Linked DNA regions of Homo sapiens: region 1 is linked to region 2. The links are chromatin contacts, found by Hi-C or POLR2A ChIA-PET in ENCODE. All regions are on one chromosome and are shown on one strand. Each heading gives the region's core, a stretch centred on a gene start or an enhancer-like site at or near the end of the contact. The rest is flanking DNA. Distances are from core to core; before and after follow the strand shown. Region 1 has its middle 10 kb from the start of SELENOW. Region 2 holds the start of NOP53 (NOP53 ribosome biogenesis factor).

Region 1 (6,719 bases), core at 856-3,355, 44 kb before region 2:
ATTATACTGAACACTTAAGACAAGTGTGTTTTATCTAATGTAAAGAAAGCATCTATCTTTAAAAGTTGATGTTTTAAAACTCTGTGAATTGGGCCTGGTGCGGTGGCTCATACCTGTAATCCCAGCACTTTGGGAGGCCGAGGCGGGCAGATCACCTGAGGTCGGGAGTTTGAGAACAGCCTGACCAACATGGAGAAACCCCGTCTCTACTAAAAATACAAAATCAGCTGGGCGTAGTGACACATGCCTGTAACCCCAGCTACTCGGGAAGCTGAGGCAGGAGAATTGCTTGAACCTGGGAGGCAGAGGTTGCAGTGAGCAGAAATCGCGCCATTGCACTCCAACCTGGGCAGCAAGAGCGGAACTCCATCTCAAAAAAATAAAATAAAATAAAAATAAATAAATATAAAATAAAAAATTAGCTGAGTGTGGTGGTGCGTGCCTGTAGTCTCAGCTACTTGGGGTGCTGAGGCAGGAGAATCTCTCGAACCCAGGAGGCAGAAGTTGCAGTGAGCCGAAATCATGCCACTGCACTCCAGCCTAGGTGACAGAGTGAGACTCCATCTCAAAAAAAAAAAAAACTGTGAATTTTTAATATGAAAGATTTTTTGGTGAAAGGGAGGGTTTGGAGAAGGGTTAGATGAGTCAAATCATGTAAATCTTAACACTGATTATGGTCAGTGATCAACAAACCATATCTGCCATTATTATAGCTAATAATAGCATCACATACAGAATGTTCTTGGTCTTTTTCTGTCAGTCTCTCTCTTTTTTTTTTTTTTTTTGGGATGAAGTCTCTCTGTCACCCAGGGGCTAGAGTGCAGTGATGCGATCTCAGCTCAGTGCAACCTCTGCCTCCCAGTTTCAAGCAATTCTCCTGCCTCAGCCTCCCAAGTAGCTGGGAATACAGGCACGTACCACCATGCCATTTTTGTGTTTTTAGTAGAGTCGGGGTTTCACCATGTTGGCTAGGCTGGTCTTGAACTCCTGACCTCCAGTGATCCAACCACTTTGGCCTCCCAAAGTGCTGGGATTACAGGCGTGAGCCACCTCGCCTGGCCCACATCTTCTTCAATTATCTTGTTGTTGTTGTTTTTTCGTCTGTTTGTTTGTTTTTTGAGTCAGGGTCTCACTCTGTCGCCCAGGCTGGAGTGCAATGGGTGTGATCTCAGCTCACTGTAACCTCCACCTCCTGGGCTCAAGGGATCCTCCCACCTCAGCCTCCCGAGTGGCTGGGACCACAGGCGCGTGCCACCACGCCTGGCTAATCTTTTGTATTTTTGGTAGGAACGGGGTTTTTTCACATTGCCCAGGCTGGTCTCGAACTCCTGACCTCCAGAGACCCTCCCATTTCAACCTCCCAGTGTTGAGATTACAGGCGTGAATCACTGAGCCCGGGCTCATTCTTCAATACGCATCCAGTGACCATGTAAGTACTGTTAACCCACTCTGGTGGGGGTGGGAGGACTGTTCCCTCTATACCATCCCCTCCTCATCCACCACCCCGCCCTCCCACTGCCCGCCGTCAGATGGAAGCACCCCCACCTCTTCCTTCTGCTACTCTGCCTCTCTGCTGCCCCCTGGTGGCAATCCTGGCCCTTGGGTCTCCCCGGCGCTGGTTCTCTGACCCTGTCCTGGTCCCATGTAGCAAGTGTTCCAGTCCTCTTAAGCCAGGGCCAGTCTCAGCAGAGCAGAGAGAGAATTAGATCCGATTTGGAGGCAGGAGACACCCGACAGGCTACTGGGGGAGGGGGCGGGGACAGAGAGCTTGGATAAAACAAAAGCCCCTCCTGCTTTGGGAGGTCGAAGCGGGCAAATCGCCGGAGCCCAGGAATTCGAGACCAGCCAGGCAACATAGCAAGACCCCGTTTCTATAATAATATTTTTTAAAAGAAAAGAAAAGAAACCAAAGGCTGAACAACTTGAGCTTACAAAGAAGAGCTGCAATGAATTGAAAGACGTCAGATGCATGAAAGTCCATTGGTTCACAATGGTCCTCAAAAAAGAGAGAAAAAAAAAACTAGAGAAAGTTGTTGAGGCTCCAATTTAATATTCTGAAAACTGCTAAATTAAAAAGAATCTCCTGGCCAGGCGCAGTGTGGCTCACGCCTGTGTGGCCGGGCACAGTGACTCACACCTGTAATCCCAGCACTCTGGGAGGCCGAGGTGGGTGGATCACCTGAGGTGAGGAATTTGAGGCCAGCCTGGCCAACATGGTGAAACCCCGCCTCTACTAAAAATACAGAAAAAGGCCAAGTGCGGTGGTTAACGCGTGTAATCCCAGCACTTTGGGAGGCCGAAGCGGGCGGATAAACAAGATCAAGAGATCGAGACCATCCTGGCCAACATGGTGAAACCCCATCTCTACTAAAAATACAAAAATTAGCCGGGCGTGGTGGCGCATGCCTGTAATCCCAGCTACTCGGGAGGCTGAGGCAGGAGAATCGCTTGAACCCAGGAGGCGGAGGTTGCGGTGAGCCGAGATCTTGCCACTGCACTCCAGCATGGGGGACAGAGCAAGACTCCGTCTCAAAAAAAGAAAAAAGAAAAAAAAAGAGTTTAATTGGATTATTTGTAACACAAAAGTTAAATGCTTGAGGGGATAGATAACTCATTTACCCTGATGTTATTAGTATGCATTGGATGCCTGTATCAAAATAGCCCATGTCCCCCATAAATATATACACCTACTATGTACCTAGAAAAATTTTAATTTTTTTTTTTTTTTTCACTCTCACCCAGGCTGGAGTGCAGTGGCGCGATCTCAGCTCACTACAACCTCCGCCTCCCGACTTCAAGCGATTCTCCTGCCTCAGCCTCCCGAGTAGCTGGGAGCTACGACGCCCGGCTCATTTTTGCATTTTTAGTAGAGACGGGGTTTCACCATGTTGGCCAGACTGGTCTAGATCTCTTGACCTCGTGATCCGCCCTCTTCGGCCTCCCAAAGCGCTGGGATTACAGGCGTAAGCCACCGCGCACGGCTAAATTTTAATTTTTAAGTTTTAAAAAGAAAGTGTCATGTCACCAATTCAAAGATGGTGATTCACTTGACTACCCTAAAATCTAGATGACCGGAAGTGATTCCTGGTGACCCACAGGGATTCCACAGTGATTCCTGGTCTTCCGCGGTGATCCGAGGTGAACTGAGAAGATGCAGTTCTCAGACGCGGCCACATGCTGTCGCTGTTAGAAAGGAATTCACGGTGTCTCCCCTTTTCAGGCTGGGTGATGGTCAGGCTGAATTCTTTGAAGGTGTGAATTGTCTTGATTACGCCAAAATCCGATGCTGGCGTTTTCATGCATACGGTACGATTAAAATAAGAGCCCTGGTAGATATTTGTAGTGCTCACCAAGTTTTCAAGTTCTCATCCCTTTCCTAAACACAGGAAGACTAAGTTCCCCAGCCAAGTTCTGCAGGTAGGCAGGGGTTTCGTGGTAGGGGTTCTCAAAGTGGGCGGGGCTGCGTAACTGGTTCTGGCCAATGGGCTGTGACGAAAGCTGATACGCATCACTTCCTGGCTGATGCTTTTAGCAGCCAATGCCTGCTCTGAAGGCCGAAGCGGGAAAGATCGCTTGAGGCCAGGTTCGAGACCAGCCTGAGCAACATAGCAAGGCCTCCCACCCTGCCCCATCCTCGCCCAGTTCCCCAACAAAATGAAAAAAAATAAATTAGCTGGAAGTGGTGGTGCGCTTGTAGTCCCAGCTACTACGGAGGCTGAGGTGGCAAGATCGCTTGAGCCCAGGACTTCCAGGCTGCAGTGAACCGTGATCATGCCACTAACACTCCAGCCTGGGCGACACAGCGATACCTTCGTCTCTTTAAAAAAAAGAAAAGCAGGCCGGGAACAGTGGCTCACATCTGTAATCCAGCACTTTGGGAGGCCAAGGAGGGTGGATCACCAGGTCAAGACTTTGAGACCAGCCTGGCCAACACGGTGAAACCTCGTCTCTACTAAAAATACAAAAATTAGCTGGGCGTGGTGACGTGCGCCTGTAGTCCCACCTGGTCAGGAGGCTGAGGCAAGAGAATCGCTTGAACCCCGGAGGTGGAGGTTGCAGAGAACCAAGATCATGCCACTGGACTCCAGCCTGGGCAACAGAGCAAGACTCTGTCTCAAAAAAAAAAATGAAAGAAAAGAGAAAAGAAAAGCCAATGCAAGATTGCCTACGCTGTCTCCGCTCTGTCTACTAAAGCTGCTTTGGGGCCAGGTGCAGCAACAGAATAACAGAATTGCACAGTCCGATAACAACTAGCCACATATTACATGGGTTGAATGTTATTTTTCTTTTTTTTTTTTTTTTTGAGACAGGCACTCACTCTGTCGCCCAGGCTGGAGTGCAGTGGTGCCATCACAGATCACTGCAGCCTCGACCTCCCGGGCTCAAGCAATCCTCCCACCTCAGCCTCCCAAGAAGCTGAGATTACAGGCATGCACCACCATGCCCAGCTGTTTTTTGTATTTTTTGTAGAGACAGGTTCTCACTATGTTGCCCAGGCTGGTCTCAAACTCCAGGGCTCAAGTGATCCTCCCAGCTTAGCCTCCCAAAGTGCTGGGATTCCAGGCGTGAGCCACTGCGCCCGGCCAAATATAATCATTCAGTTCCTTGGTCGTGTCACATTTCAAGTTGTCACCAGTAACATGAAGTCAGTTGCTATGGTGTTGGGCAGGGCAGATATGGAAAAATTCCATCATGCTAGCCGGCACGGTGGCTCACGCCTGTAATCCCACCACTTTGGGAGGCCGAGGTGGGTGGACCACCTGAGGTTAGGCGTTTGAGACCAACCTGGCCAACGTGGTAAAACCCCATCTCTACTAAAAATACATTAAAAAAAAAATTAGCCAGGCATGGTAGCTACAGGCAGGCGCCTGTAATCTCAGCTACTTGGGAGACTGAGGCAGAACAATTGCTTGAACCCAGGAGGTAGAGGTTGCAGTGAGCCAAGGTCCCACCATTGCACTCCAGCCTGGGCAACAAGAGTGAAACTCCATCTCAAAAAAACAAAAAAAGAGAAAAATTCCATCGTGCAGAAAGTTCTATTGGACAACATTGCGCTAGATTCCTGACTAGAAGCAGGAGAACTGTTGCTCTGGAGAGGGCTTTGCATGTGCTGTGTTCATCCATGGAGATTTAGGTTCGTTCTGCTTTAGGTTCGTTTAGATTTAGGTTCCCACTGAAGCATAAGCCAACCTAGCCCAGCCCTGCCAGAATTCTTGCTTAAACAAAGAACTGAAAAGTCTTGTGTCATTTAAATGATGAATGGGTGCCACAGTGTGCCTTGGCTAACAGGTGGAGTGCTGACAGCTGAGGATGTTGATACTGGGCTGACCCCAAATGTGAGACCAGTTGGCAAATGGGATTACGGTCAACCTCCATTGAGTCTCAGATGTTCAGATGCCACTCTCTGTGATCTCTCTCTACCTAGCTTAGAACTACACCACCAGGGCCCGGTGCGGTGGCTCACGCCTGTAATTCCAACACTTTAGGAGGCCGAGGCGGGGGGATCGCCTGAGGTCAGGAGTTTGAGACCAGTCTGGCCAACATGGTGAAACCCCATCTCTACTTGAAAAAAGAAAAACAAAACACACACACACACACACACACACACAAAATTAGCCAGGCGTGGTGACATATGCCTGTAATCCCAGCTACTCAGGAGCTGAGGCAGGGGAATTGCTTGAACCAGGGAGGTGGAGGTTGCAGTGAGCTAAGATCGCGCCACTACACTCCAGCCTCAGCGACACAGCGAGACTCCATCTCAAAAAAAAAAAAAAAAAAGAACTACACCACCAGGCCAGGCTCCGTGGCTCACGCCTGTAATCCCAGCATTTTGGGAGGCCAAAGGAGGAGGATCACTTGAGGCCAGGAGTTTGAGACCACCTGGGCAAAATAGCAAGACCCCATCTCTAAAAAAAAAAAAAAAAAAGAGCCAGGCATGATGGCATGTGCCTGTGATTCCAGATACACAGGAGGCTGAAGCAGGAGGATCACTTGAGCCCAGGAGGTCGAGGCTGCAGTGAGCCATGATCCTACCACAGCATTCTAGCCTGGGTGACAGAGAACCTGTCTTAGAAAAAAAATAAAGAACTATACCACCAAAGGACTGTCATACTAAGAAAATCCTCAGAATCATTAGAAATGAAGCCATGTGGGGGCTTGTTTCTTGTTGCTATTGTTCATTTGGTTTGGGGTTTTTTTGTTTTTTGAGACAGTGTCTCAGTGTGTCGCCCAGGCTGGAGTGCAGTGGCACGATCTCAGCTCACTGCAACCTCTGCTTCCCAGGTTGAAGCGGTTCTCAACCTAGTGGCAGGTGGCGAGTAGCTGGGATTACAGGCACCTGCCACCACACTTGGGCTAATTTTAGTAGAGGTGGGGTTTCACCATGTTGCCCAGGCTGGTCTTGAACTCTTGGCCTCAAGCAATCTGCTCACCTTGGCCTCCCAAAGTGCCGGATTACAAGCGTGAGCCACTGCACCCGGCCTCTTGTTGCTATTGTTGATGGCTGTCTTGTGTTTCCCAGATGTCACTGAGCAGAGATCCATGGAATGTGGTGGGTTTCAGGAGTCGCAGCATTTGACTTGGGGGAGGAACAATTTTATTTCTGTCCTCCCAGAATGAGTGGGTCAAGGTTTGAGAGTGAAACAGTTTAGAATTGTACCTGATTTGAGGAAAGTGTCCATGCACTTCATGGCTATCAATAGTTACAAAAACAGCCGGGC
Region 2 (7,406 bases), core at 3,480-5,979:
GGGACTTTGGATGTGTTCTCGAGGATGAGGTCAACCCGAAGGGGTTTCTTGAGAAGCAGTGACTTCTTCTGGACTTTGGTTCTCTTCTTTGTCAGCCCTAAGAATGGGAAAGAGAACAAGTCAAGGCCTCAGCCCTACCCACTGCCAAAGACCACCCACCCTATTCACCTCCATGGGAGCCATCAGACCTGAATCCCAAGTCACCCCAGGAGACTTGGAGGTCCCCAGGCTCCTACCTGGAGGTAGAGGCCCCTAAGGATGGGGCCCAAGGTGCCCAAGCTCTGACCCTCCACAACCAAGTGCTGGGCCAGCAGGAGGCAGGCCCCATGCTGGGGACACGAAGAGTCACGCCCACAGCCACATAGGAGGGTCTTCCAGACAAACAGGGAACCTCTTCCCTGCATGGTGGCTCACGCCTGTAATCCCAGCACTCTGGGAGGCTGAGGTGGGAGGATCGCTTGAGCCCAGGAGTTTGATGCCAGCCTGAGCAACATAGTGAGATCTCATCTCAGGGGGAAAAAAAAAAGGAAGAAAGCAAGTCATCAGTTGACACTGAAGCCCAGGGAGGGCCACAGAAGTGGACTTGGGACCCAGGATGGCCACTTCTCAGCATAACTTCTAGTTCTCTGGTTTTTACTGTCTTTTTCCTCCCACAAAGATACCTGTGGTTTTTACTTCAAAAGCCTAACAGTTAAAAGCAGTAACTCTACAGCAAAACACTCTAGAATGGAATAACACCCTTGCATGGACTGTGGGACCTCACACAAGAGGCTTAGCTCCTCCGTGCCCCCAAAATGAGGATGTGGATACCTCCCTCACTAGGCCGTTATGAAGATGTAATCATTTAAGGCCCACAAAGCACAGGGGCTGACCTGGTTGACTGCTCACAACCACTATGATCTTTGTCCGTGTTTCCTTACTAAAGTGGAACCCATAAACTGCCTCTTTCCTGCCCCCCAAAGAGGCTTCCCACTCGCCAAAGCACGCCGGTAACTACTTTCCCATCTGTTCATTACGGGCAGGTCACTGACTTACCCTTTACACTCACACACCAGATCAACTCACTTCGGTCAAGGCTGACTTCTCTAATAACCCCCCACTTTTTTTTTTTTTTGAGACAGAGTCTTGTAACCCAGGCTGGAGCGGAGTGCAATGATGCGCTCTTGGCTCACTGCAACCTCTGCCTCCCAGGTTCAAGCAACAATCCTGCCTCAGCCTCCTGAGTAGCTGGAATTACAGGCATGCGCCACCACGCTCGGCTAATTTTGTACTCTTAGTAAAGACGGGGTTTCTCCATGTTGGTCAGGCTGGTCTCAAACTCCCGACCTCAGGTGATCCACCCGCATCAGCCTCCCAAAGTGCTGGGATTACAGGCGTGAGCCACCACGCCCAGCTTGAGACAGAGTCTTGCTCTGTCGCCCAGGCTGGAGTGCAGTGGTATGATCTTGGCTCACTGCAACCTCTGCCTCCCGGGTTCAAGCGCTTCTCAGTAGCTGGGATTACATGCGTGTACCATGACGTCCGGCTAGTTTTTGTATTTTTAGTAGAGACGGGGTTTCGCCATGCTGCCCAGGCTGGTCTCCAACCCCTGACCTCAAGTGATCCGCCCCACCTCGGCCTCCCAAAGCGCTGGGCTTACAGGTGTAGGCCACTGCACCCAGACTCTAATAACCACTTTTTACCTGCCTATTGGAAGTCTCCTGTACCTCAGGGCAGCTCCTTCCACTCTATCTGGTCACTGAACCAGGTCCGCTCATTTTCATTAAAACATACCCTTTGACTGATCTCACACAAGCTCACTCTCTTGCTCATTAAAGCAGACCCCTTCGCTTGCTTCCAGGCTGTTCATTAGAGCAGATCATCTGTTCTTAGTTTGTTTTTCTACATATTGAAGTAAACACTATTACTCACCAGAGCAATCCCTCCCTCACGCCTCATCTTGTTTCAGCAGATCCCCACCCTACATTCTAGCAACTTAAGGCAAGCAAGTTAAGACGTGTGTTACCCGCTCACTAAAGCAAGTCCTCTTATTCCTATTAAAGCTCATCTTGGCCAGGCGCAGCGGCTCACGCCTATAACCCCAGCACTTTGGGAGGCCAAGGCGGGTGGATCACCTGAGGTCAGGAGTTTGAGACCAGCCTAGCTGACATGATGAAGACCCATCTCTACTAAAAATACAGAAATTAGCCAGGCTTGACCAGGCGTGGTGGCTCATGCCTGTAATCCCAGCACTTTGGGAGGCCGAGGCGGGCGGATCACCTGAGGTCAGGAGTTCGAGACCAGCCTGACCAACATAGAGAAACCCCATCTCTACTAAAAATACAAAATTAGCCGGGCATGGTGGCACATGCCTGTAACCCCAGCTACTCAGGAGGCTGAGGCAGGAGAATCGCTTGAACCTGGGAGGTGGAGGTTGCGGTGAGCTGAGATCACGCCATTGCACTCCAGCCTGGGCTTGAAACTCCATCTCAAAAAAAAAAAAAAAAAAAAAAAAAGAGAGAGAGAAAAGAAAAGAAATTAGCCAGGCTTGATGGTGCAGCCTGCAGTCCCAGCTACTTGGGAGGCTGAGGCAGGAGAATCGCTTGAACTGAGATCACACCACTGTACTCCAGCCTGGATGACAGCGCAACACTGTCTCAAAAAAATAATAGTAATCCCAGGCTGGAGTTCAGCGGCGCGATCTCGGCTCACTGCAACCTCCACCTCCCAGGTTCAAGTGATTCTCCTGCCTCAGCCTCCCAAGTAGCTGGGATTACAGGTGCCCGCCACCACAACTGGCTAATTTTTGTATTTTTAGCAGAGACGGGGTTTCACCATCTTGGCCAGGCTGGTCTCGAACTCCTGACCTCAGGTGATCTGCCTGCCTGAGCCTCCCAAAGTACTGGGAATACAGGCGTGACTCACCGCAACCGGCAGGACTGAGTTAAGCAGGTCCTTGACTTGCTTTTCTGCAAGCTAAAAAGAGATCCTTTAATGTGTTTCTAACTTATTCATCAAGGCAGACTCCCAGCAGCTTATCTGTGCATGGAGATCACTGACATCTCAAAAGAAAAACCTGCCTTCTCTAAGTTCGTCTCCAGCTTGCTTTCTGCCCATTTGAGGTCCCCTTGTTTATATTAAGGTTGACCTGTTTCCGCAGATATTTGCCTTCCAAGCCACATCATTAACACAGATCTCAGAGGCTACCGTAAGCTGACTAACAATGAATAACCGCCATTCCACACCACAAAAGCCTCTCCTCACCTTTTTCCTTGGAGCCAGTGTCCACGAAGAAGAGTTTTTCATTTGGGGCCTCTGACAACAAGCCACTGGGGGACAGAAATGCAGAACATCAGCCAGAGATGTTGGAGAGGAAAGAGATTTAACCTGGCAGGTCCAGCCTTCATCTTCCGCTTAGTCAAGTCCCGCCACCGGACTCTTCCAGGCTAAGGCTTCGCCCAGCAGTTTACAGAACTTAGTATTTAGGAAGGACTGCCAGGCGCAGTGGCTCACGCCTGTAATCCCAGCACTTTGGGAGGCCCAGGCGGGTGGCTCACCTGAGGTCAGGAGTTCAAGAGCAGCCTGGCCAACATGGTGAAACCCTGCCTTTACTAAAAATACAAAAATTAGGCTGGGTGTGGTGGCTCACACCTGTAATCTTAGCACCTTAGGGGGCCGGGGCGGGTGGATCACCTAAGGTCAGGAGTTCAAGACCAGCCTGGCCTGTAACATGGCAAAACCCTGTCTCTACTAAAAATACAAAAATTAGCCGGACGTGGTGGTGCATGCCTGTAATCCCAGCTACTTGGGAGGCTGAAGCAGGAGAATCACTTGAACCCAGGAGGCAGAGGTTGCAGTGAGCCGAGATCGTGCCATTGCACTCCAGCCTGGACTACAGAGAAAGACTCCGTCTCAAAAAAAAAAGAAAAAAGAAAAGAAAAGAAAAATAGCCGAGCGTGGTGGCGCCCGCCTGTAATCCCAGCTACTAAGGAGCTGAGGCAGGAGAATCGCTTGAGCCTGGGAGGCGGAGGTTGCGGTGAGCTGAGATCGCGCCTACTCCAGCCTGGGCGATAGAGCGAGACTCCGTCTGAAAAACATATATATATACATATATATACACACACACATATACACATATATATATACACACATATACACATATATATACACACACATATATACATACACACACACACATATTTAGAAAACAGCAAGCTAAGGTGGATGCATGGAACGTATTTATGCTAAAAATTATTCATTGTTTACCTAAAATCCAAATTTAATTGAGCGTCCTGTATATTTATCTGCTAAATCTGGTAACTCTATCAAGCTCTCCAGCTTCCCATGCTGAGTCCCCTGCCCATGCTCTCCATTTCCTCGGCGGTCCCCGGGACAGGAGCCCCCAACCCCCGACCCCCGACCCCCGACCCCCGACGAGTCCACGCAAGCACGCCTGGCCTTGCACCTGGGCGCAGGAACCGTCCCACCTCCCGGAAGTCCCGCCCAACGTACCCGCTCGTGCGCTCCTGTAGCCGCACGTCTTCCAGGAACTGGTCAACCTCCAGCCCCAGCGGCTCCTGAGCAAGCCGCCGCCAGCCCCGCTTCTTATTTCTTGGGCCTCGCCGCCGCCGCCTCAGCGCTGGGTCCACCGAAGTGGGCCGCAGCCCCAGGAAACCAGAATCGGCATCGCTTTTCGAGCTGCGCTTCCCACCAACGCCACTGCCTCCTGCCGCCATCTTGTCAAAGGAAGAACTCAGCCACTGGCGTCCCAAAAAGCCCCTTTGCAGCGTGCGCGCGCAGATTTCCCACCCTCTTCCGTGACGTACTTCCTGTGGCAGCCATATTTATAAAGTGACTGGAGTTGCCAGGAGGCTGCCATCTTGGTAAAGGATAAATGGCTCCTCCTTCCTCCATTCTTTACAGCGGGATCTGAAGATTCCTAACGGCGGCGGGTGGTAGGAAAGAGACGGGAAGGTTGCAGGTTCTTAGCTTTCGCCCTTAAGCGAACACCTTTCCCGGCCGCCTGGGGTCTTTGCTCAAACTGATTTTTTTCTTTAATAGATAAGGTCTCACTTTGTTGCCCCCAGGCTGGAGTGCAGTGGAAGGGTAATGGCTCACTGCAGCCTCCAACTCCTAAGCTCAGGGATTCTCCTACCTCAGCCTCCCGAGTAGCTGCGACCACAGAAGGGTGCATCCGCACCTGGCTAATTTTTTATTTTTATTTTTTGTAGAAATGGAGCCTCCCCATGTTGCCCAGGCTGGTCTCAAACATCTGGTTTCAAGTGATCCTCCTTCCTAGGCCTCCCAAAGCGCTGGGATTACAGGCTCACACCACCACTCCCGGTCCAAACTGATGTGTGTGTGTTTTTTTTTAAGAGACAAAGGTCTCACTATGTTGTCCAGGCTGGTCTTGAACCCCTGGGCTCAAGTGATTCTCCCTCCTCAGCCTCCGAAAATGCTAGGATTACAGATGTGAGCCACCATGCTCGGCCTGATTATTTTTTAATCTCGTTTTCTTAGAAAGTCAGAACCGTCAGTGGCAGATTCCGCACAACACACATTCCAATCTCAGAAGTTTTGTCCTCTCAAATGTTCCAATCCTAGGATCTTAGAAATCAAGTAACTTTCGGAATATCAAAGTTGGAAGCACAGAACATTAGAGGAATGTTAGAAACATACACTTTTAGGACCCTAGAAGTGCAGACTCAGAATCATTCATCTTGAGCGGGCTACTTCACTGTGCCTCAGTTTCCTCATCTGTAAAATAAAGATGATAACAGTACATCTGCGTCATAAGTCATGCAGAAGATTAAACATATGTAAAGCGCTTAAGGCTGCGTCTGGCATCTGAGTGTTAGCTATTGTTACTGCCTTGCCCTCTGAGGCTTCATCTTAGAATCAACTCATCTTTGTCATTTACAAATAAGGAAGGAAGCTCAGAGGCTCTTGGGCCCTGGCAGCCATTCAAAGGGATCCATGGCAGGGCGTGGTGATTCACGCCTCTAATCCCAGCACTTTGGGAGGCCGATGCAGGAGGATCGCTTGAGCCCAGGAATTCAAGACCAGCCTGGGCAACATAGTGAGATCCTGTGTCTGCCAAAAATTTAAAAATTAGCCAGGCGTGATGGTGTGCGCCTGTAGTCCCAGGTACTCGGGAGGCTGAGGTGGGAGGATCGCTTGAGCCCAGGAGTTGGAGGGTGCAGTGAGCCGTGATTGCACCATTGCACTCCAGCCTGGGTGACAGAGCAAGACCCTGTCTCAAAAACAAAACAATCAAATCAAAGGAATCCAGGCCTCATAAAAGCCACTCTGGACTCATAAAGGAAAAAGGCACAGAGAGGGCAGGCGACACACGCATGGTCACACAGCGAAATTCAACTGGATCCTTGCGCAGAGCGTTGGAAAGGTGACAGGCCCTAAAGGTGACAGGCCCTGGATCGCAGCCCCGAGACCTGAGCGCCGAATCACCTGGGCAGGGATTTTGGCGACCACAGCCTATCTGTTTTCTGAGCGTCCGCCAGGGGGCGCCGCGAGCCGCGAAACTGGGCCCGCGTGGGCGGGATGAGTGCGCGGCCAGCGTGTCCCGGGACGCCGTGGGTGTGGCCTGGATGTGAGTGCGCGGGACTCGGCGCGCACGGTGCGCTGCCCAGCTCTGGCCAAGAGTCCCCGGTGCGTGAGCGCGCGCACACTCCTGGCAGCCCGTGTGGGCAAGGTCACCACTTCCCCAACCAGAAACCAGCGTGTTCCTGGTGTTACGCGTCGGGAGTTATGTACCCAGGTTGTGCAAGGGCACGTTGCCGGGCAGGGCGGGAGCTGGGAGAGCACTTCGTGCCCGAATACACACACACACACACACACACACACACACACACACACACCCCGCGCGCGCCCCAGGGCTTGGTTCCCAGGCCCCCGCCGCGGGAGGTGGGAGGAAGGGATGTCCCGGGGGGAGGGCCCCAGAGTCACTTTTCCTCGGAAAATATGCCGTTCTGGCCCCCAGCCCAGGCCTGAGTCACCAGGCCTCGCTGCATTGAGTCACGGACTCCACCCCGCCCCTGAGAGCACGGAAGGGGGCCTCCCCCCACCCCAAATCCTGCCCAGGTCTCTCTTTCCCTGGGGGAGGGCGGGCGATCCCTGTCCCAAGCCAGCCTCACTGCCACATGGGAAGAAGCCTTGGCTTTATTCGCTCTGTGGGGACACTGTTCCGTTCAGAGGCCCCTCCCAGCCATGGGGTGGGGGACAGTGGTGGGCGTGGGAATCCCAGCGAGCATCCTGGAGGGTGCGTCGTCTCCATGTATTTTGCTCTTCCCCATCTTTTCCATGGGGTCCCCTGCCAGGGTCAAGCACTAATATGTGGTGAAGGCAGCAAACAGCGTCGGCGTCCCTTTAGGGGTGGGGAGAGGGCTGTAGCACCAAGAACCCCCTCC

Evidence for each region. A loop is a pair of places that touch in the nucleus more often than their neighbours do. ChIA-PET counts read pairs that join two places held with the same protein, here RNA polymerase II (POLR2A). Pooled maps may share reads with other maps.
Region 1: a loop to region 2 is called in a map of Caco-2, with 16 times the contacts of the local background. The contact joins the enhancer-like site here to the promoter of NOP53 in region 2. A Hi-C loop is called at or near these places in 10 of 168 maps with a recorded cell type or tissue (Caco-2, Right ventricle myocardium inferior, body of pancreas and 7 more), 1 of 37 single-sample maps with no recorded cell type and 17 of 50 pooled maps. POLR2A ChIA-PET finds 5 or more read pairs at or near these places in 12 of 52 experiments (AG04450, CD4-positive, alpha-beta T cell, H1 and 7 more).

Annotation. Positions count from the first base shown.
Region 1 is chr19:47,785,422-47,792,140 of GRCh38, reverse strand. No RefSeq gene overlaps it. Among named protein-coding and RNA genes, the nearest start is that of SELENOW, 10 kb to the right of the region's middle. Within about 2 kb of position 2,105, at least 2 of the 41 ENCODE cell types and tissues checked have a DNase peak (open chromatin) inside an H3K27ac peak, as active enhancers do.
Region 2 is chr19:47,742,869-47,750,274 of GRCh38, reverse strand. NOP53 (NOP53 ribosome biogenesis factor) reads right to left here and starts at 4,729. Exons shown (of 13, transcript NM_015710.5): 1 at 4,492-4,729; 2 at 3,244-3,308; 3 at 1-97. The coding sequence starts at 4,715. EHD2 (EH domain containing 2) reads right to left here. Exons shown (of 6, transcript NM_014601.4): 6 at 7,141-7,406. RefSeq lists enhancers at 3,536-4,036, 4,457-4,846 and a silencer at 6,411-6,520.